Regions from separate parts of the Homo sapiens genome. Here all the other regions are linked to region 7. The links are chromatin contacts, found by Hi-C in ENCODE. All regions are on one chromosome and are shown on one strand. The core of a region is the stretch at or near the end of the contact, and the rest is flanking DNA. Distances in the headings are between cores, read along the strand shown.

What was found. A loop is a pair of places that touch in the nucleus more often than their neighbours do. Pooled maps may share reads with other maps.
Region 1: a loop to region 7 is called in a pooled map, with 9 times the contacts of the local background. The contact joins the promoter of ZNF146 here to the promoter of ZNF155 in region 7. A Hi-C loop is called at or near these places in 3 of 50 pooled maps.
Region 2: a loop to region 7 is called in a pooled map, with 9 times the contacts of the local background. The contact joins the promoter of ZNF850 here to the promoter of ZNF155 in region 7. A Hi-C loop is called at or near these places in 4 of 50 pooled maps.
Region 3: a pooled map shows a loop between it and region 7 (18-fold over the local background). The contact joins the promoter of LINC01530 here to the promoter of ZNF155 in region 7. A Hi-C loop is called at or near these places in 4 of 50 pooled maps.
Region 4: a loop to region 7 is called in a pooled map, with 16 times the contacts of the local background. The contact joins the promoter of ZFP14 here to the promoter of ZNF155 in region 7. A Hi-C loop is called at or near these places in 3 of 50 pooled maps.
Region 5: a pooled map shows a loop between it and region 7 (4-fold over the local background). The contact joins the promoter of ZNF567-DT here to the promoter of ZNF155 in region 7. A Hi-C loop is called at or near these places in 2 of 50 pooled maps.
Region 6: a loop to region 7 is called in a pooled map, with 7 times the contacts of the local background. The contact joins the promoter of ZNF260 here to the promoter of ZNF155 in region 7. A Hi-C loop is called at or near these places in 3 of 50 pooled maps.

What each region holds. Positions count from the first base shown.
Region 1 is chr19:36,213,720-36,216,557 of GRCh38, forward strand. It overlaps ZNF146 (zinc finger protein 146), which reads left to right and starts at 1,387. Exons shown (of 4, transcript NM_007145.3): 1 at 1,387-1,477. It overlaps ZNF565 (zinc finger protein 565), which reads right to left and starts at 946. Exons shown (of 5, transcript NM_152477.5): 1 at 903-946. RefSeq lists enhancers at 901-1,330, 1,441-1,630.
Region 2 is chr19:36,771,463-36,774,192 of GRCh38, forward strand. It overlaps ZNF850 (zinc finger protein 850), which reads right to left and starts at 1,345. Exons shown (of 5, transcript NM_001193552.2): 1 at 1,263-1,345. LOC728485 (a long non-coding RNA gene) reads left to right here and starts at 1,691. Exons shown (of 2, transcript NR_164117.1): 1 at 1,691-2,047. RefSeq lists a silencer at 885-1,179 and enhancers at 1,166-1,305, 1,446-1,605.
Region 3 is chr19:51,593,112-51,595,811 of GRCh38, forward strand. It overlaps LINC01530 (long intergenic non-protein coding RNA 1530), which reads right to left and starts at 1,269. Exons shown (of 2, transcript NR_034159.1): 1 at 838-1,269. RefSeq lists enhancers at 1-348, 349-984, 985-1,620, 1,367-1,676, 1,887-1,936 and a silencer at 2,019-2,186.
Region 4 is chr19:36,377,758-36,380,475 of GRCh38, forward strand. It overlaps ZFP14 (ZFP14 zinc finger protein), which reads right to left and starts at 1,444. Exons shown (of 5, transcript NM_020917.3): 1 at 1,406-1,444. RefSeq lists a silencer at 1,551-1,640.
Region 5 is chr19:36,685,892-36,688,800 of GRCh38, forward strand. ZNF567-DT (ZNF567 divergent transcript) reads right to left here and starts at 1,558. Exons shown (of 4, transcript NR_110708.1): 1 at 1,377-1,558; 2 at 795-915; 3 at 1-124. It overlaps ZNF567 (zinc finger protein 567), which reads left to right and starts at 1,721. Exons shown (of 6, transcript NM_001322917.1): 1 at 1,721-1,743. RefSeq lists enhancers at 1,528-1,577, 2,138-2,777 and a silencer at 1,778-1,837.
Region 6 is chr19:36,526,952-36,529,901 of GRCh38, forward strand. ZNF260 (zinc finger protein 260) reads right to left here and starts at 1,320. Exons shown (of 3, transcript NM_001166037.2): 1 at 1,268-1,320. RefSeq lists enhancers at 617-1,327, 1,068-1,697, 1,328-2,036, 1,848-2,047.
Region 7 is chr19:43,982,633-43,985,499 of GRCh38, forward strand. It overlaps ZNF155 (zinc finger protein 155), which reads left to right and starts at 1,556. Exons shown (of 5, transcript NM_198089.3): 1 at 1,556-1,613. RefSeq lists a silencer at 1,253-1,452.

The sequences.
Region 1 (2,838 bases), core at 137-2,636, 7.8 Mb before region 7:
CTGGTCTCGAACTCCTGGGCTCAAGTGATCCTCCCACCTCGGCCTCCCAAAGGGCTGATGTGAGCCACCACACCCGGCCCTACATCCACTCCTGAGACACAGGACACAATCACAGACACCTCTATACCTTTCCAGTCACAATATCTTTCCAGTCACAATCACACACCCGCTAAGACACACCCAGTCACACAATCTACTCTCCACTGTGATACAGTTACTCCCGTATAGTCACAAGCCCCACACACCAACACCCACAAATGCCTCATATAGTCACAGTCACACACCCACTCAGGGGACACACGCCATCACTGGTACTTTACGGCACCCAGTCACAACTGAACTTTCACTGTGGACATACACACAGTCACACTCACACAAGCAACCCACACAAGCAGTGGCACCCCACTCCCGCATACACAGCACCACACACATACACACAAACACACACACCAAGGGATACAGGAATACACAAGCGGCGTCACCACACAGTCACAGGCACAGGCAATTGCACACGGCCACAGTGTCACACAACCAAAACCACGCACACACCTTGGAGACATGAATCACAACCGCACACCCGCAGTGGTCACACAGTCACAACTGTACTCACACCCCAGGAACAGGGCGAACAGGCCACATATACAACGGGGACACACGCAGTATCACCCCCGGTCACAAGGACCCTGCACCCCGATACTCTCTATCACACATGGTTACACAAAAACCACCAGACACCCTGGAGACAGGCGGTTACACGTGCACAGTTGCAGACACCCACACCCAGCCACACAGCCACAAAGACACATTCAGAACGGCGCATCCGCAGCCAGCTCCCGCCTGCGCGCACAGATTCGAGGCTCCGGACACGCCCCGGCCCCGCCCAGGACTCCCAGACCCCTCACCTTCTGCCTCCCCTGGTCGCGTCCGGGTCCTTGCGGAGCTAACTAGCTCGCCACGACGTCAAGAACGACGTAACGTCAGGCCGCTGTGGGCTCTGGGAATTGTAGTCCAGAGCTAGATCGGCCACGGACAGAATGGCGTTCTCTTATCTCTGAGTCGGGGCCTGGCTCGTTTTGACATTTTTGCGCCCACGAGTCTTCGGAGAGGGCGTCGCCACTCCAGACCTTCCAGCAAGCTTGAAGTCATCTGACGCTAAAGGACTACTTACCTCAAGAGCTCCATCGTCACAGAAGGAGGCGGCCAAGTTCGCGGGGGGAGGGGAGGAGACAGAGAGTCGACCAGTAAAGCCTCAAGGGAAATGTAGTCCAAGGCCTGAGAAGCGACGTTGCTGGTAATAGAAGGTAATTCAGTACCAGCCTGGGCCTGGCCGCGGTGACCGAGGCGGGCCGCGTCGCGGAGACTTCTGGGAGTGCTTCCTCGCTCTCCGAGTGCGCAAGCGCAGCGCACCGAGTGGACATTTTGGTCTTTGTCCGCGGGTCAGTACGGCCCCTGGGTCCACGTGGCGCGAAAGTAGGAGGTGGGATCTGGGCGTCTCGGGTCGGTCGGACCGGGGAGGTTAAAGGGGAGGATTCCTGATCTTTAGGGGCGCGGCGCGAGGGCAGGGAGTGGGTGTAAGAGCTTCTGGCCTACGTGCGGGGCGGAGATGGGGGCCTCTGAGGCGGGTTTGAGCGAGTGTGACCGAGTTTGTCCTCAAAGTTTGACCTGATGTTTGGGATTGTTGAGTGAATGTGAAACTGGGTGCGGGATTGTGTGTGATTGTGCCTAAGAGGGAGATGTAGGAGACCAGCATTGAGGTATAACGTTTGAGCTGCACTTCCCTTGTCGAAAGTGCTGATAATTATAACGGTGCCATCTTCCTGGAGCGTCTTTTTTACTTGAAAATTGAAGGGGTGGAAAAGCTAAGTGGTGAATAATTTTAAAACGAGTTTTTATATAAAAGCATTTCTTTTTAATTGGAGTGGCATGCAAATCACCGTGACTTTTTTTTTTAATTAAACGAGAGTGTTTCGAAGGAACTTTAGTTTCGGGGTGCCTACTTCAGACTATTCAAATCCCCATCTTTGGGGTACTTAAATAGGGCTGTTAAGCAAAGCCCTAGACTAAACAGCATTGTACGCTTTGAGAAGCAATCCCATATAACGGCGCCCAGGATGAGGGAGTCAACGGTTTTAGGTTAGGCACAGTTATCCTCATTTTTTGAAGAAAGCTTAATTGTTGCAGTGTTTATCTATGAGTCTGGACTAAATCCTAGGTGTCTTAATTCCTTAATGAGTCGAGGCGTTCTCAGGTTGTATGGATTTTGTGAAGTAATGGAGAATGCTACTGACGTCTCCAAAGATGCGTTTTCTAAGGAAATCACCCCGCCCCCGCTGTCGTCATTGACATAGTTTTAAATTACAAAAAGTTAAATAAAGTAATTGGGTACCAAGTTAATATCTATAAATAAATAGCCTTCTAATTTACAAATATCAGTTAGAATACATAGTTGAAGAAAACTAATATTTACAATAGCAGTAAAAAGATAAAGTATTGTGGAAGAAACTTAAAGGTTCAGAACTATTAGGAAAGAACTTTAAAATACTACTAAGGGGCATAACAAATGTGAACAAATAAATATACCATGTGACATTAAGAAGTGTGCGCAAACTTAAGTGAATGTATTAATTTACTGTGATCTTGGTCGGGTGCGGTGGCTCATGCCTGTAATCCTAGCACTTTGGGAGGCCGAGATGGGTGGATTACCTGAGATCAGGAGTTCGAGAGGAGCCTGGCCAACATGGTGAAACCCTGTCTCTACTAAAAAAAAATAAAATAAAAAAATACAAAAATTAGCCGGGCGTGGTGGCGGGCGCCTGTAATCTGAGCTACCGCGGAGGC
Region 2 (2,730 bases), core at 95-2,594, 7.2 Mb before region 7:
GGAGCTGAAGTGAAAGTTTGGCCCGGGACCAATTAGGGGCTGAAGTGAAAGTTTGGCCCGGGACCAATCAGGAGCTGAAGTGAAAGTTTGGGCCGGGACCAATCAGGAGCTGAAGTGAAAGTTTGGCCCGGGACCAATCAGGGGCTGAAGTGAAAGCTTGGCCCGGGACCAATGAGGGGGTGAAGTTATGATTCAAAGAGGCCGCGCTCACAGTCTAAAGCATGTCCAAAAAAGGAAAGTGGCCGCCGGAACCTGTTAGTCCAAGCTGCACCGTTTCGTAAGCCCCCACCATTTCACAGACCCTGGTCAGAGGGAAACATTCCACCCGGGTTTGGGCTGTGCGAAACATCCTTCCCAACCGCCTGACTTCCTTATCACATCCTGCTGGGCAAAAGCCCAAGAAACATCCTTATCAACTTTCTCCCAGGCAACAAGCCATACCGCCCAGACCCCTCCTGCCCAGGCCTGTAATTACCCCAGCCTGGAAGCGGCAGTGGGCTCTGGCATTTAGTTGGTCCCCGCCATAGAGCCGCCAACTCTCTCTCTTTCTTTAACCCTCGCCTTCCCTTCAAAATCTAACAGAGCCCACCGTGTACATGCCCACAAAAGAAGCGACTATTTCGTGGAAGCCCGCTGGTCACACAAAGGACAAAGGCGTTTCTATGTTGGGCCTCGGTCCCTTATCAGTGCAGCTGAGGAATGTCTTCAGGACAACCCCCCTGTGGAGTTTTCCTTATGTATGCCTGCAGCCTGATTTTTCAGGCTGTTTCTCTGTTTAAAGGACTTTTACCAAGGTCCCACCCTAACTGCCTAAAGAGTTTTTTCTCTCAAGGGGACACACAAAGTCCCAATCGCACACATGCCTCCGCATATCCACTTACCCACTGCCTCACAGCCAATCACACTCTCCTCTCTCACATACACCAAGGGGCCACACAAGTTGCACTTGCACAGCCACAGACCTGCAACTCACGCACACAAGGTACTGCACAGACACGCAAAGTCACACACCCACCCCGGGACACGCAGTCCAACCACACAGTCACCGGTTCTTCACATCCGCACGCACAACGAGGGTCGTCCAGGACACACACACCCACTCCGGGCGCGCACAGTCACAAGCGCCCACCTGATCACCCAGAGTCAGCACCACACAGCCACAGTCACAGACCACGGAGACCCACGGCAGCCATCGCGATCACACACGCAAACTCCTCTCCTCAGCCCTCCACACACAAAAGGACCGGAGCCGGATTCCTCACCCTCAGCATTCTCTGGTTCCGCTCGGGGCCAGCCTAGCCAAGTTCCTCAGGACTCCAAGGCGCGGCGGCAGCTAAATCGGCACAGCAAACGGTCCCGCCACCTGGCTAAGAGGAAGCCAAAATCTCGCGAGACGTGGCGTCGGCCTGCGGGATCCTCTGGGAAATGTAGTCCAGAGCCCGACTGCGGGCTTCCCTATGCCTCTCATTTCCAAGCCTGGCTTGTTTCCTTTTACCGCTCCTCTCCAACGAGGATCGCAGAGCCCTCATGCCGAGCGGCTCGCTATGGGGCCGGCTCGCCCGCTAGAGTGGTCAGGCCTGATTATCCCTGGCAGCTCTGTTATCTGGGGTAAGACACAGGAAAACGTGCTTCCGGTTCTCGGCGGAAGTAGCCCCGAACGGTAGAACCGATGGGAAATGTAGTCCAGGGCAGAAAAGCGGTCAACCCAGCCACGATGCGAGCCAAAGGATTCTTGGCTCCAAGCCTGGTCCTGGCTGTTAGTTTGGAACTCATGCACCCAGATGCTAACTCGCCCTCAGAATGCAGAGGGGATGAAACACTGACCGGACAATTCAATCTGTATATGGGTGAGTCCAGGGCTCAGTCTGCATTGCGCGGAAAATGAAGGTGAAGGTGGAGGTGGGACCTGATGGTCTCGTCCCGGATAGGGTTGAAGAAGTGGGAGAAAAGGAATCAAAATCGTGGATGGGATAAGATTGTGCGCGAATGCTCTCTGGGAGCGGATCGTGGCCGACGAGGGCCCGAAGATGCTGCCTTGTGATCGCAGGTGTGAGTGGAAGCTGTGTGAGTGTCAATGTGAGTTGCCTGTTTGGGAGACCAGCATTGTATTTTTGTATCAGGTAGTAACCTTGGAGCCAGGTATTTGTAAAATTATGATAAGAGGGCATCATTCTGGAGCATCGATTTTATTTGGAGGTTGACAGGAGAGGGAAAAAAACCCCTAATATCTGATAAACAACATAAATAGATTTTTATGTTAAAGTAGTTATATTTATTACGGTCTAGAATGCAAATCCAACATGGCTTTTAAAGCAAGAAAGATTTTTTTTATACAAAGTCAAAGGTATTATTTTTATACACTTACTACAAAACATACAAATAGTATACCAAGCCTAAGAATATAAAGAGTCTAGCTTTAATTAATTGAATGTAAATTTAAAAACAAGCATCTAATAAGTAGTCCTTTTCACACATCGAAAAGCCAATTTCGGAATTTTTTTAAAAACTCAAATTACAAAGTAACAAATATCTGGTGTCTTAGTAACTTGAAGATCAGTACTAATGATTAAGCCAGCTTATATGCTAATATGATACATGAAAAAGCCTGTATTTCACAAATAGCAAACCACTAAAACTTTAATTTTCCACAGAAGCCATTGTTTCACACCAATAATTATGTTAAAGATCAAGACAGGCTAAAAGTTTTTAATGAGCACTGAATCCATTAAA
Region 3 (2,700 bases), core at 19-2,518, 7.6 Mb after region 7:
ACTTCCAACACTGATTCACCTCCAGGGCCTCTGCTTGTGGCCAGGATCTTCCCCCTCCAGCATATGGTAGCCTCTGAAAAGCAGGTGGGGCTGGGAGAGGAGCATCCCGCTTAGTTTCACCCTTCCAGAGACACAGGAAGGCATGGAGGCCAAACACCTGTCTCTGACAGGGTCCCCATGCCACAGCCCAGCCCTCCAGTCCAGGGTAGCCCATGTCCCCCTCAGCCCAGGGCGGCCCATACCTGCCTCATCATGTCAGGACCTGCAGCTCCTGCCTCCCACCTGGCAGTGATGTCATCCTCATCATCCCAACCCCACTACACGTTGGAGAAGCCATTTATCTTCAGGTAGTGAGTGGGGTGCAGGGCAAACACCCCTCCAAGGCACAAGCTAACGGCTTAATTGCTGTTGTTTCCCCATGTTCTGGCTTGCAGCACTTGTAACCTCTGGGCTCCTGCAGCCCTTAACATCTGATACCTTTACATTAAGATTTATCATCCTTATCTCTGGACCAGGCTGAATACACCTGTGTCCCGGTGCATCTGGCCAGCGGGTCAAAGGGCCTAGCACACAGATTAACAAATGAATGAGTTCCAGTTACCAAAGTTCAATCCTTGAGGTGGACAGAAGACGCCCAAGGCGTGTCTCCCATCACCCTTCACTCTCAATCCTCCTTATCAAGGGCCTCACGGGAATAGTGATAAGATCTCAGAATATACAGGAGGGAGCAGTTTCGGGAAGGGGGGCATTGGAAGGAAGTGGAGGGCTTGGATCTGGGGAGCAAGCGGGGAGAGTGCTCCGTTCCTTGGTTTTGGGATCTTGCCTTACGGGTCTCACCTGCCCTCCATCCTGGCTTCCACCTGGCAGGGTGTGTTTGTGTCAGAAAGACGATTGTGCGTAACTGTTCACCGCGTCCACGTCCCGAGAGTTGCGCACGCGTGGAGATCTGCAAAACGCTCCCTTTCAGCTCCGCGCATGCACAGAGACCCCACCCCGCAAGTCCTTGCCCTTCGGCCTGGGCAGGCGTCCACTCCCATGGCTGCAGGGCGCGCCGAAGAGCCCACTCTGCATCCCCGAGACGCGGCCCAATCCTAGGAATGTGCTTAGCGCAGGTGCTATCTTCCCTTTTCACATTCCCAATCTCTTTCTCCGCCCCCTCAAACTCTTGCCATACTCCCACAACAGCAGAAAATCTGAAAAAAAAGTCCATCCCATCTTTGCACTGACAGCAGTGCACAGCAGCTGGCAGAGAATTCTGGCACGGCTATTGTGCTTGCGCAGGCGCAGACGGGAAGCGGGCCGGACCGGCCTAGTACACTCTGGGAGGCGTGCGCAGAATGCGCAGCGCTGCCGCGAGGATCTCTGGGAACTGTAGGCCCAGTTTGTCCGAGAGCCGCAAGTGTTTCGGGACGACGCAACGCAGGGGCACCTGGGAGTCGTAGGCGGATGGGCCCAAAGCCTTCCGGGAGTCGTAGTCCTTCCGCCCGCTCCTCGTTTCTTTGGAGGTTGGCCCTTCCAGCTCCAGTTCTGCCCAGGTGAGCGCCCATCCCGCGGCCGGCCGGTCCTGGCCCTTTGTCGCGATGACGTGGCGGAGTTGAGGGTCTCTGTATTTCTCTCCCCCGCGTTCTGGTAGGCGTCCCTGGAAAGATGGCACCCTTTTCCGTGATCTCTCAATCCCTCTCTCCGGGTGGGAGTGCTCTAAGCAGCTGTTGTACCTGCTGACCCGCTTTGGATTCTGCGGCCCAGCCTGACACCTTCTCACTCTCGCCCTTCAACCTGGGTGCAGTGCGAGTGCACCCTCCTCTGTCCTGGTTACAACACAGAGTGGTCAGGGCTGGCCCAGGGGGTGCTCAGGAGGCTGTGGGAACACAGAGGAGGTGCTAGACCCAGCCCAGGGTTCAGGAAAGACCTTACAGAGCAAAGGACCTCAAATCTACCACATCCAAACGAAATCCCAGATTCCCTGTCCTAAACCTGCTCCTCTCACAATCTTTCTGCCTCCTCCCCACTAACTGTCCATCCAAGTGCTCAAGCCAAAATCTTGGAATGGTCGCCAGTGTTCTGTTTCTCTCATCCGCTTCCCTCCCGCAACCAAATCTTGTGTGAGTCTCATCGTCTCTATCTCCAGAAGAGGCCCAGAATCTAACCACTTCTCTCCACTTCCACTGTCTCCATTCTGCTCCGAGCTACCGTTACTCCTCACCTGCATCACTGCAGGGGCCTCCTCACTGTTCTGTTTCTTCCCTTGCCACACTCCACCCTCTATTCAGGCACAGTGCCAGGAAGCCTGTGGAAATATAAATCAGATCCTGTCACCAGTCACTACCCTGCCCCCCAGCTTAAAATCATCCAGTGGTTCCCATCTCAGAATAAAATCCAAGCTCCTTATCCTGCCAACCTCTAAGCTTCTGGTCCTTTCTGGTCGTCCTCAGTCACAACACACTTTCCAATGGGCTGAACACAGCCAGGCCCTGCCCTTCATGTCCTTTGCATTTGCTATTAACTCAATTTGGAGCATTCTTCCCACCCTGACCCAATATCTGTCTACTCATTTTGTTGGCCTCAGCTCAAAGGCCTCCAGCCACCCTAAAGAACCCCCTCCCTGTTCCCCCCCCCCCAGTCATACCACCAAAGATAATTCCCTCGTATTTGGAAAGCATCTTAGTCATTTACTTCCTTATCCATGGCCTGGTTCCTCCA
Region 4 (2,718 bases), core at 194-2,693, 7.6 Mb before region 7:
ATCCTGCTTGAACCCGGGAGGCGGAGGTTTCAGTGAGCACATCGTGCCACTGCACTCCAGCCTGGGTAACAGACCCAGACTCCATCTCAAAAAATACAAAAAAAAACAAAACAAAACAAACCTACTGGAAAGGGGTAGGAATTGGAATCTACCTTCATCACCCCATCATTCACTGGGAAGGAAGGCCAAAGCACCAGGTCAGTGGACAGGACATTTCAGGGGTTAAAGTCTAACTAGCTGAAGATTAACTGGAACAAGCCCGCATAGTCTGACAAAATCATATCTATTGACTGGCAGAAAGGGAGAAAATTCCACAGGAAGGGTTGGAATAGAATGGACGAGAGAGACGAGAAAAGCTCTTTCGTAAACGGTTGAGTTCCAGCTGAAAGATTCTAAGGAGGATCTAATGACAGCTGCAATCTGGAATGGCTGCTGTTTCCGAGGTGAGATTAGGAGAGGCAGGGATTAATGAGATATTGAATGCAATCATGAGTGTAATCAAGAGGGTATCCCCAGTAATAAAATGAAAACAGCAAAGCAAGTCTAGAACATCACTGGTAAGAAAACTGTAATCTCTCAAAGAGGGAGTCATTATGCCATTTTACAACTACTGCACCACCTGGGGAGAAATCATGTTTTCTATTAATTTTGCAACTGGCTTTATCTGTCTCTTCCTTCCTAGCCTGATTAATGACAGAGCTGCTTCATTGTTCAGTCCGAGCTGATTTTCATTCCACAGAAGAGGAAAGCAAATGCCCCCACGCCCAGAAAAAATAAAAATTACACTTCATGGAACAAAACGGAAACACAAACTCATCTGGATGTTGACTTGTCTATATGCAACAGCAATCATTTCCTCCTCTCCCCGCTGCCTTCCTAAAGAACAGCAGGATTGGGAAAGGAGACGGGAATCTTGAGACCGCGGGCCTTTCCTGGAGCCGGCCTTGGCTGAGCAGGACACACCCCCGCTAGCGCACTTGCTCCCTCCGTCTACTGCGCGCAAAACCCGATGGAAATAACAGGGAGCCTGGAATAAAGCTGACCCTTTCCCGTATCAGAGCGAAAGGCCAGGTACACGAAGACGGGGCTGGGATCTGTCTCCGAGTTCCCCGCAGTTTCCATGGGAGGGAGCTCGGGTAAAGCTGTGCAATCTGCAGTTCTTCAGACTGCGTCTTTTTGTTTGGGGGCCTTCATTCACTCCGGGGTTCCTGTATCTAACTCGGAGCCATTCCGGGCCGCTGGACCTGGGCGGCTCTGAAGCGAGAAGGCAGAGGACGCAACAGGGCACCCGGCGCCCAGTCAGCGCCACAAACTCCACAGCTACTGCCTCCTGGCTCACACTGAGGTCTGCGCCGCCCCCGCGCCACCCCCGCGCCCATTGCCTCGGTGCAAGCGACCAACTCACCTCTCGGAGCCGACACCAGCAGCGAAGCCGGAAAGAACTGCGAGCGGAGGCCTGTGGGAAATGTAGTCCGCCGATGGGAGGGACTGGTTCCAGCCCCAACGGGCTGCGCGGAGTGCGCATGCGCGGGGGCCGGAGCCCCGGGTGCGCTCGGGGCGGGAAGGCCCTCCGCGCTGCGTGGGGCTGAGGCGAGCTCGGGCTTGCGTTTGCTTTTGTCGCTGAGGAAGACTTTTATTTGTTTATTTTCTTGAGACAGGGTCTTACTCTGTCGCCCAGGCTGGAGTGCAGTGGCGTGATTAGAGCTCACTGCAGCCGCGACCTCCCGGGCTCAAGCGACCCTCCCACCCGAGCCTCCAGAGTAGCTGGGACTGCAGGCGCGCGCCACCACGCCCAACTCATTTTTTAAGTTTTTATAGAGACCAGATCTCCCTATGTTACCCAAGCCGGTGTCGAACTCCTGGGCTTAAAAGATCCTCCCGCCTGAGCCTCCCAAAGTGCTGGGACTACAGGCGTGAGCCACCAGGCTCAGCCGCGGAGGATTTAGAAAGAAGTTTTGGCACCAGCAGATGCCTAATATGTGTACTAAACACCTACCAGTTACTCACTGCATACACCCAAGCAAGGTGTGGGCACACATCAGGCATGCAATGAAAATACTCTCAAAGCCCACCAGAACCTGGAGCAGGACGTAAACCTAGAAAGGTCGCTCGTGCTCACTGCCCTCTCCCTTTCTCCCACTCTGTCTCTGTCTCTGTGTGTGTGTGTGTGTGTGTGTGTGTGTGTGTGTGTGTGTGTGTCTCGTATCTCCTGCAGTTGTGAATGTATTGTTCTACTAAAAATACAAAAAATTAGCCGGGCGTGGTCGCGCGCGCCTGTAATCCCAGCTACTCAGGAGGCTGAGGCAGGAAAATCGCTTGAACCCGGGAAGCGGAGGTTGCATTGAGCTGAGATCCGCCATTGCACCCCAGCTTGGGCAACAAGAGCGAAACTCCGTTTCAAAAGAAAAAGACTAACTGGAGAGGTCTGTCTCCAATGAGACTGAATTTGTCCTGTCCTGCGTTCCTTCAGGAAAGAAATGGGATAAGCCCACCAGGGACCACCCTGAGGCATCTTCTGTATCCCAAATTCTTTGATATATTAGTTAATACATGAAAGAATTTGTTCTTTCCTTAAGAATATAAAACTTTAGAAGATATTTGAAAATGCCTCGGCAATCTGGTTTCATTTTGCAAACAATAGGATATGCATGAAATAGGAGATAAATGAAAAATCTGAGCTACTTTATAACTACTAAGAAGGTGGCCAGACGCGGTGGC
Region 5 (2,909 bases), core at 308-2,807, 7.3 Mb before region 7:
GTGGAGGCTGGATGGTTCAAGATGGTCTCCCTGAAATTTCTGGCCGTTGTTGCTCACTGGACCTCTCTCTCCAAGTGATCTTTAATGCGCAAGCAAGTTGCTCTTAGCCTTCAGTCATGGTGGTCTCAGGGCAGGAAAAGGGGAAGAGAAAAAGCTGCAAGACTTCCTGAAGCTTTGTCTCAGAAGTCTCACAATATCACTTCCACCACATTCTATTGGTCAAAGCACCTCACAAGGCCCTGCCTAATAGTAACCTAACCACTGACTAGCATTTCAGGAGGAGAAAAAATACTCCCTTGCTGAAAAACAAAATCAAAGAGAACAAAAATAGAAAATACAACAAAACTTCCTTGACCTTGGTTTTCAGATATGCTCAGCAATGGTTCCCTTTCCTCAGGGCTCTTAGAGAACCTCAAGGCAAGGGAGAAGGGGTAAGGAATCATGAGACATCAGACCTTTCTTGGAACCCAGATTGGCTAAATTGGAAAAAATTATTGCCACCACACGAGCTCTCATCATCTACCATAAACATACTCAGATGGAAGTAAAAGGGAGATGGGAGTACTGCTAACCCTTCTTAGTATTCAAGGGAAAGGCCAGGGTCACTGATATCCAGGACTGGGGACTTTCTCAAAATTCACGTTAAGTCTCCTGCGGAGACAGCTCTGGGAATGATGTGGATCACATGGAACCTGACCTCTGAGAGTTCCCAAGGGAGAGCCTCTGAGGAAGGAATCCTACTCCTAGGTTCTCCCCACGACGTCTTCCCAGAACTCTGCTTAAGGGACACTTACAACTCGAAAAGCCTCGTTCCGAAAACAGGTCTGTCCTTTTTCTGTTTGCAGATTTTATTCCACCACTCGATTATCCCTTCCCTTTTTGATGGCCATTTCACTGCAGCTGGGGTCTATACAGCTATAAAGCGGGAGAAAAAAGGAAGCTGGGAACTCAGAGATGCAGAGCCCAAGAAACAATCGAGTCTAAAACTGCCGCTTAGGTGGGCACTCCGCCAGGATCCCCTGTGTCAAACACCAGGCTGAGAACTGGGGACAGGTGTGCCCTGAGAAGACAACGCGGGCCATGCTTCATTGCAAGATGACTCTGCTTAACATAGGCATGGATCATAGTCCTCACAGGCACATTGGGGAGATCTTCGACAGACCCCTCAGTCCCAACATTAAACACAGCACTGCAGAAATGAAGCTTTACCCGTTACACACACAACACCACAGACCTAAAAGGCTCTTCCATCACACGGCCACAGCAGCACTGTCATGATGGAAGGTCTCAAACCCTACAGTGTCACACACCCGACAGCCGACCACGGCCACCCAAAGGTCCCGCATCCGAGCAGGGACAGGAACACAATCACGCACCTGTCGCAGCCTCCTCGCCGCGCACACCGCCGCCTTGTCCTGGCATCAAACACACACGCACAGGTGCATACACAGGCCCGAGCTACGGCCCTGCACACCCTGTCTGCGTCCCGGGAGCTCGGGGCTTCCTCACCGTGAGCGCCGCCCTCATCCCAGCCACGCACTATGAGAATTTGGAAGGGGAACCAGAGATCAAAGTTCGAAAACCGCCCGGGCGCCTGTGGGAAATGTAGTCCAAGGCCGGAAACGCCCGGATGTGGAGAAGGCGCGCGTAGCCGGTGGACAGCAGGAACGCGCCGCGGAGACACCTGGGAGGCATCGTCCGCGTGGGAGTGCGCATGCGCAGACGCCCGGCCGGCAACCGAAGGTGAGGCTGGTGGGTCCCGCGGGCGCGGAGAAGGCGGGTGACGGTGTGACCCGTAAGGAAGGCTGAGGAGGGAGGCGGGAGCCTGGGCTGGGGAAAGCAAGAAGGGAAGAGGAGCAACCTGGGACGAGGAGTTGGCTGGAGGAAAGTGCGAGTCCGGGCCTCAGAGAAGGCTGGGAGGGAAGCAGGAACCAGAGCGCGGGCCCGGGAGCACCTGAAGAAGGGAACCGGTTGCCCGAGGCGGGGGGTGAGCTCCCCAGTGGCAGGAATTTCGTCTGATTTTCGTCCCCTGGCTCCTGGAGCACGGCCTGGCACACAACAGGCGCTCCGTGTGTGTGTGTGTGGCTTTTCGTACCTGTCCTGTGTGTTGTGGTAGGGGAATGTGTTATTCTGTGTGACGTTGTGGAACCGGTTGTTTATGAAAGTGATAGGGTCCCTGCGTGTCTTAAGTTTTAATTTAAATTAGATGCGAGTCGATTTGTGTTTGAGCCTGTGTCCGACTCTGGAGAGGCGACAGTGAGGGCATTGTGAGTGAAAGGTTGTTACTTTTTGTAGAAGTTCTGTGAAATTGTGCACGACGTGGGGGCCTATGGGATTATGACTATGTAGTGGGTGATACAGCTATGAATATGCCTAATTTTAAAAGTATTTGGTGTACACGACCTATGATGACTGTGAATGTGGCACACTGTGTGACTTAGGTGGAGTGCTTGAGAAACCGAGTGTTGACTAAAGTATGCATTGTTTAGATTGATTTATGAGTATTGGGCATTTTATATATGCCTGTAGAATTTGACTCTGGTAATTAGACAAGTAAAATAAGTAGTGATTTTTTTTTTTTAATGGAGAGGAAGAGGCAAAATAATTTTCAGAGGGTAAGATTGGGCCCATGCGGGCCGGGCGCGGTGGCTCACGCCTGTAATCCCAGCACTTTGGAAGGCTGAGGCGGGCCGATCACGACGTCAGGAGATCGAGAACATCCTGGTTAACATGGTGAAACCCCGTCTCTACTAAAAATACAAAAAATTAACCGGGCGTGGTGGCGGGCGCCTGTAGTCCCAGCTACTTGGGAGGCTGAGTCAGGAGAATGGCGTGAACCCGGGAGGCGGAGCTTGCAGTGAGCCGAGATCGTGCCACTGCAATCCAGCCTGGGTGGCAGAGCAAGACTC
Region 6 (2,950 bases), core at 70-2,569, 7.5 Mb before region 7:
CCTGGCTAGACAGTGCTATAAATTGCTGAAACAGGTACAGAGGGGAAATAGATGGAGGCAGACTGCAGGAAGAAGGAGCCCTTTAGACATAAAGAGCTTGAAGTTCCCTGTAACTTCCAGGTGGACTGCACATTGGGCAATTAGATAATATGGATTAGGAGCTCAGGACAAGCCTCCAGCAGAAACAGACATTTATTAGTCATCTGTATTAGATGAAGCCATGGATGGCAGTGTAATGTTGTTGCTGATAGGAGTACTTAGATGATCAAGGCCAGAAACTTAGAAACACCAATAGTTAGGGGAAAAGCAGAAACTAAGTCCTGTCTTCTTTGTATCTTTTACTTTTTCTGTATATTTCAAAACTATTAACCCTGTTACTTTTTTATTTTATTGAAAAATATGTTAAGAATAAGTGTGACAAGATACTTGAATATGTTGATATGTTAAGAATAAGTGTGACAAGATACTTGAAGATAGGATACTTCTATCTTTGTATACACAAGAAAAGAATTTCCCCTATATTTACAAAAGGCTGGGGAAACCCTGATTAAATTAGGAGTGAGATTGCTGCCCTCACTGACGAACTAGGGAGTTTCTTGACCTCTGCGCTAAAGGCAGGACAAGTAGCTTCCAAATTCTGTGCCGTCTGCGCTATTGGAAACTACCTCTTAAAGATATTCCTTAGTTCAGGGTTTCTCCAAGCAACTGCACCAAAGTTTCTCCAAAGTATTAAGAAAAGTCAATGCCTACTGGGTGTACAGGCACCCAGTAACAAGTTTTTCCGAAATCTTGCCTCTTTAAAAAAATAATGGAAAGGTAATGCTGATTTTGTTTTCTACTCCACAATAGGTCTGCTTTTATATAAAAAATCACCTTTAAAATTACTTATCCGCTCAATTCCTTAGCCTTTTCCGTTTCCTATTTTCCAGAAAACGCATCTTTATTATTTTAGAAATGAGAAAAGTGAGGCTTAGAGGTTACTACCTCACAAAGCCATCCGTCCATCCTCACAAACTTGGAACCAGTTTCTCACTAACTCTGCACCCTCAACACCCCCTCACACTCTCGGTCACCCACCCGCGAACCCACCCGAACTGTACCCCTGCCCCCAGCCACACAAGCTCGGATCACCGCACATCATAGAAGGCGATTCCTCCCCTCCATACTCCCAGCCCCGTCGCAGGCACTGCAAATCCTCCCCTCCAGCGTCCCTGGCCCGTTTCAGTGTCCAGAAACCCAAGTCCCACAGGGCCGAAACCCAACTCACCGGCAGACAAAGACGACCATGGCAAGTCGGAGATTCCGCGCCTGCGCACTCCTTCCGCGGGCAGCGCTCCCAGAGGTCTCCTGGGCTGGGCCAGGCCCCGACTCAGAACCGGACGGAATCGAGAGATCTTGGCCCGTCCTCCGTGCCACTCTTTTGAGGGTAGACTACATTTCCCAGAAGGTTCAGCGGTTTGAGTCAGCTTTTCGCGCGAACTTTTCCTCCGCCAGAGCTTGTGGGACTGTCTCCCTGGCCGGGGCAGGGGTGTAAGGCCTTAGTCTTAGTTTACTCTATCCCTGGGATTGGGTAGTGGTGTAACATCAGCTTAAACACGCTGTGCTGACTTTATGTAACAGCCACGGTGCGATACTAAGCCAGGAACCCCAGGAGACTCTCAGACACGGTTCGGGAATGAGGGTAATCCCTTTGGCTGGGCTCAAGCCGGGCGCCATCTTGCTCATCGCGGGCGTGGCGCTGAACTACATTTCCCAGAAGGCGCCGCGCCCTCGGCCCCTCCCCTCGCGACTCCCGCGGCTCGGGGGAGAGCTGCACGCGACCCAGGTGCTGGCCTCTGAGCGGGTCGGCTCGGAGACTACAGGATCAGGAGGAGGTTGGAGGTGAAGCGTCTGGAATCCGGTGCGGAGGTTGAGACTGAGTATTAAGTCTGTTCAGGCGGAACGCGCCGAGAAGGGCGGTTGTGAAATTGTGTTTTTGTGAATGTATGTCCTAGCACAGTGTGTGTGTGATTGTGATTGTGTGTGACACCTTGTGTACGGATGTGGGGAGGACTCTGCGGGTGTCCCGTGAGTCCCTGTGTTAGGACTGTTATTGTGTGACTGTGTAACGCTGTGTGAGGGTGTGGGTTAGCTGTGACTGTGTGCCCGCGGTGGGTGTGTGATTGTAACTCTGTGACCATATGTTCGTTTGTGTGCAGATATAGGGAGCTTTGTACTTATGTAGTTGTGACTCTGTGTCCTTGTGTGGGAGTATGGAGGGTGGGTGCTTGTGACTTTGTGTACAGTGGTGGGTGTGTGACTGTGAAGCATTGGGTGTGCGTGGAGTTGAGACTGTGTTTGTGTGTCTTTGACCAAATGTCACACATAGTCATATGTGAGAGCAGAAGACAGCTCGGCCCCGTGATAGTAAAGGGGATTTTTCTATGACACTGAGTTTTGAGTTGGAAGCCCCAGTTTCCTCTGATAGCCCTCCCATGGCGGGGGAGGGGAACGCAGAGTAAGCTCTGGCCTTGTCATTTGGGCCCTAGGGGAGGTGTATTGTCTCCCTTCTCATTTCTGTCCTCCAAGAGAGGTTCCCCAGAGGAGAGGAAATAACGGTTGTGATATCTAAAAGCCATGTTTAAGGTGCCTTGAAGTTTTCTCTTTGTTCCTGAAATGCTTTATTTTTCCAGGACCTGATTTTTTTTTTTTTTGAGATGGAGTCTCGCACTGTCGCCCGGGCTGGTGTGCAGTGGCGCGATCTCGGCTCACTGCAACCTCCGCCTCCCAGGTTCAAGCGATTCTCCTTCCTCAGCCTACCGAGTAGCTAGGATTACAGGTGCCGGCCACCACGCCCGGGTAATTTTTTTGTTGTTGTATTTTTAGTAGAGACGGGGCTTCACTATGTTGGCCTGGCTTGTCTTGAACTCCTAACCTTGTGAACCGTCCACCTCGGCCTCCCAAAGTGCTG
Region 7 (2,867 bases), core at 306-2,805:
AAGAATGGCATGAACCTGGGAGGCAGAGCTTGCAGTGAGCCGAGATCGCGCCACTGCACTCTAGCCTGGGCGACAGAGCAAGACTCCGTCTCAAAAATAAAATAAAATAAAATAAAATAAAATAAAATAAAATAAAATAAAATAAAATAAAAGCCAGGCAGGCTATGATATTTTGTGACTAAAAAATATTGGTACTGAGAGGTGGGCTTGCTGCTGCAACAAATACCTAAAAATGTAGCAGTCTTTGGAACTATGTAATGGATAGAGTCTAGAAGAGTTTTTACATGTATGCTAGGAAAAGCCTACATTGCCATGAATGGACTGATAAGGACAATTCTGGTTAGCGCTCAGAAATAGAGAATAAGAACTGTAGAGAAAACATCAATCTTGTTAGAGCATACCTAGGTAGTCATGATCAGAATGTTGGTAGAAATATGGACAGTAAAGGCCATTCTGAAGACCTCAGTCAGAAATGTTGAACATGTTATTGGAAGAGAAGAGAGCTTCTTGTTATAAAGGGACAAAGAATTTGGCTGAATTATATTCAGGTGCTAGTGTTTTATGGAAGGTAGAATTTGTGAATGATATAATTGTTTATCTGAATTAATTTCTAATCAAAGTGTTGAAGTTGCTTGAATCATCTTGACTACCCGTAGTGAAAGGCACGAAGTGAGGAATGACTGAAATAATTATTAATTAAAAGGGAAACAGAACTAAAATTTTTAAAAGTTTACAGCCTATCTACTTTGGAAAAAAAAAAAAACAGGAAACCTGAAGAATACAAGGGTATGGTTAAGCAACTAACTAATTCATGAATTTAGTATGGATTGGCCATGTCAACTGAAGCCAGGACCTATTGTCCAAGACAATGGAAGAATGACCCCAAAGGCATTTCACAGATTATGGCAGCTTCTCCTCCCATCACAGGCCCAGAGTGCAAGGACCTGGGGGACAGAAAGGGCCTTTGATGCCAGATATACCCTAATATATTAGGCACAGTTTCCTGCCTACTACGATTGAGCGTGTCAATAAATTTTTATCTCTTGGGAGGGCAGAACAGAGCAAGGATACAGCTGTAACTGGTTTAGAAATAGCAGTCACTCAATTTTCAGAGAAGTGTTCCTCATACTGTGGTTGGCACAGTCACTTTATCTAAAGAAAACCATGAAAAGTATTCTTTTTTAGTTTAGAAAAATTGATATAGAACATGAGACTCCATTTTTTTAAAATAAAAATATAGGTTGATAGGCCAGAATTCACAGGTCCACCTGCCTGAGCCAAAATTCTCACGCCTCCACAGAGCAAATGGACTCCATTTCCCAAGATACCAGCGAAACGCCTGCGGGAGTCTAATTGCCCGGTCGATGCGCAGGAAATTTGGCTCCCGCAGGCGTTTCGCGAGTAGCTTGGGAGGCGTGGGAATTTTGGCCCAGGCAGGAGGACCTGTGAATTCTGGGAAGTGGAGTCCATTTGCTCTGTGGAGTCGTGGGAACTTTGGCTCAGGCAGGCGGATTCGGGGGATTCTGGGAAGTGTAGTCCAGACGCCTGTGGCATCATCGACACTTCCGGTCTCCGAGCAGGACACTGCTACTTAACAAGGTGGTTTGAGCCAAGTATGTGTCTTGCGGGTCTTTGCGAAAGTGAACCAGTTATTAGGGGCGCCTAACGACCTGGGGGGTCAACTAAGGGGGTAAGAAGCCCTGGAGAAGACCTGAGGTTTGGAGATGCGAGGGGTGGGAGGGAAGTTTCGTTGCCGTCGATGGAGCCTTCTGGCGTTGGGGGCTGTACTCAGGTCCACCGGAGGAGTCGTCGGGGGTTCGGGGGGGGCGGGGAAGAACTCTGTCTAGTCTTGTGTGCCTGTTTAGAGGGTTTTCCAGGTGTTTGACCTCGTTCAGTCCGCCTCCCTCCACTCTTAAGTGTGCGACCTCTTTCTCGCGATATAACGTGGGGTGTTACTTAATCTCCCTGTACCTCCCATTGCCGTTTTTTAAATGAGGATTTCAGGACCATCCTGATAGAATTGTTTTAGGAGTTGAAAGTTGTGGTATAAAACAAAGACTTAACAGCTCCTGTCACTTGGTGTCCTGTTAATTTCCCGCGAAGTGGTCAGGTGCCCGGGTGGGGTCAGAGCTCCAGCTGCTCCGGCCCTTCTCTTGGAGCCCGGCAGGGCTCTGGATGATCCCGGACGCCTCTGACCTCTTTTTAGGAAGGCGTGGGTTGCATCCACGTTTCACGAAGGGAGAGGAGCATTTAACTTGTATCCGGGACGGCGACGCAGAGTGTTTGACAGCTTTCTCCTTCCCCAGCCTGACTTTTCTAAAAGAGCTGCAGGGAGGGACTTGGCTACTGAGGACAAAGCTGTCTACACGAGTGGTCTTTGGCTTTTCTCTTTTTAAAAAAAAGTTATTTATTTTGTTAGTCTGTTTTTATTATTGTTATTATTTGAGAATGAGGTTTGCTCTGTCTCCCAGGCTGGAGTGCAGCAGTGGCGCGATCTTGGCTCACTGCAACCTCCGCCTCCTGGGTTCAAGCGATTCTCTGTCCTCAGCTCCGGAGTAGCTGGGATTACAGGCATGCGTCACCATGCCCGGCTAATTTTTGTATTTTTAGTAGAGACGGGGTTTCACCATGTTGGCCAGGCTGGTCTCGAACCTGTGGTCCTAAGTGATCCGCCTGCCTCGGCCTCCCAAAGTGCTGGAATTACAGGTGTGAGCCACCGCGCCGGGCCGGTTTTTTCTTTTACAGAGATGTTCACCTCAACCAAGAGTGTATAGGATGTGTCCTTGGGCATGGGTGTTGATAATAATTAAACCTTAATTGGTAACTTAATTCTAAGGGCTTTATGGAAATAAATACATTTACGCCAC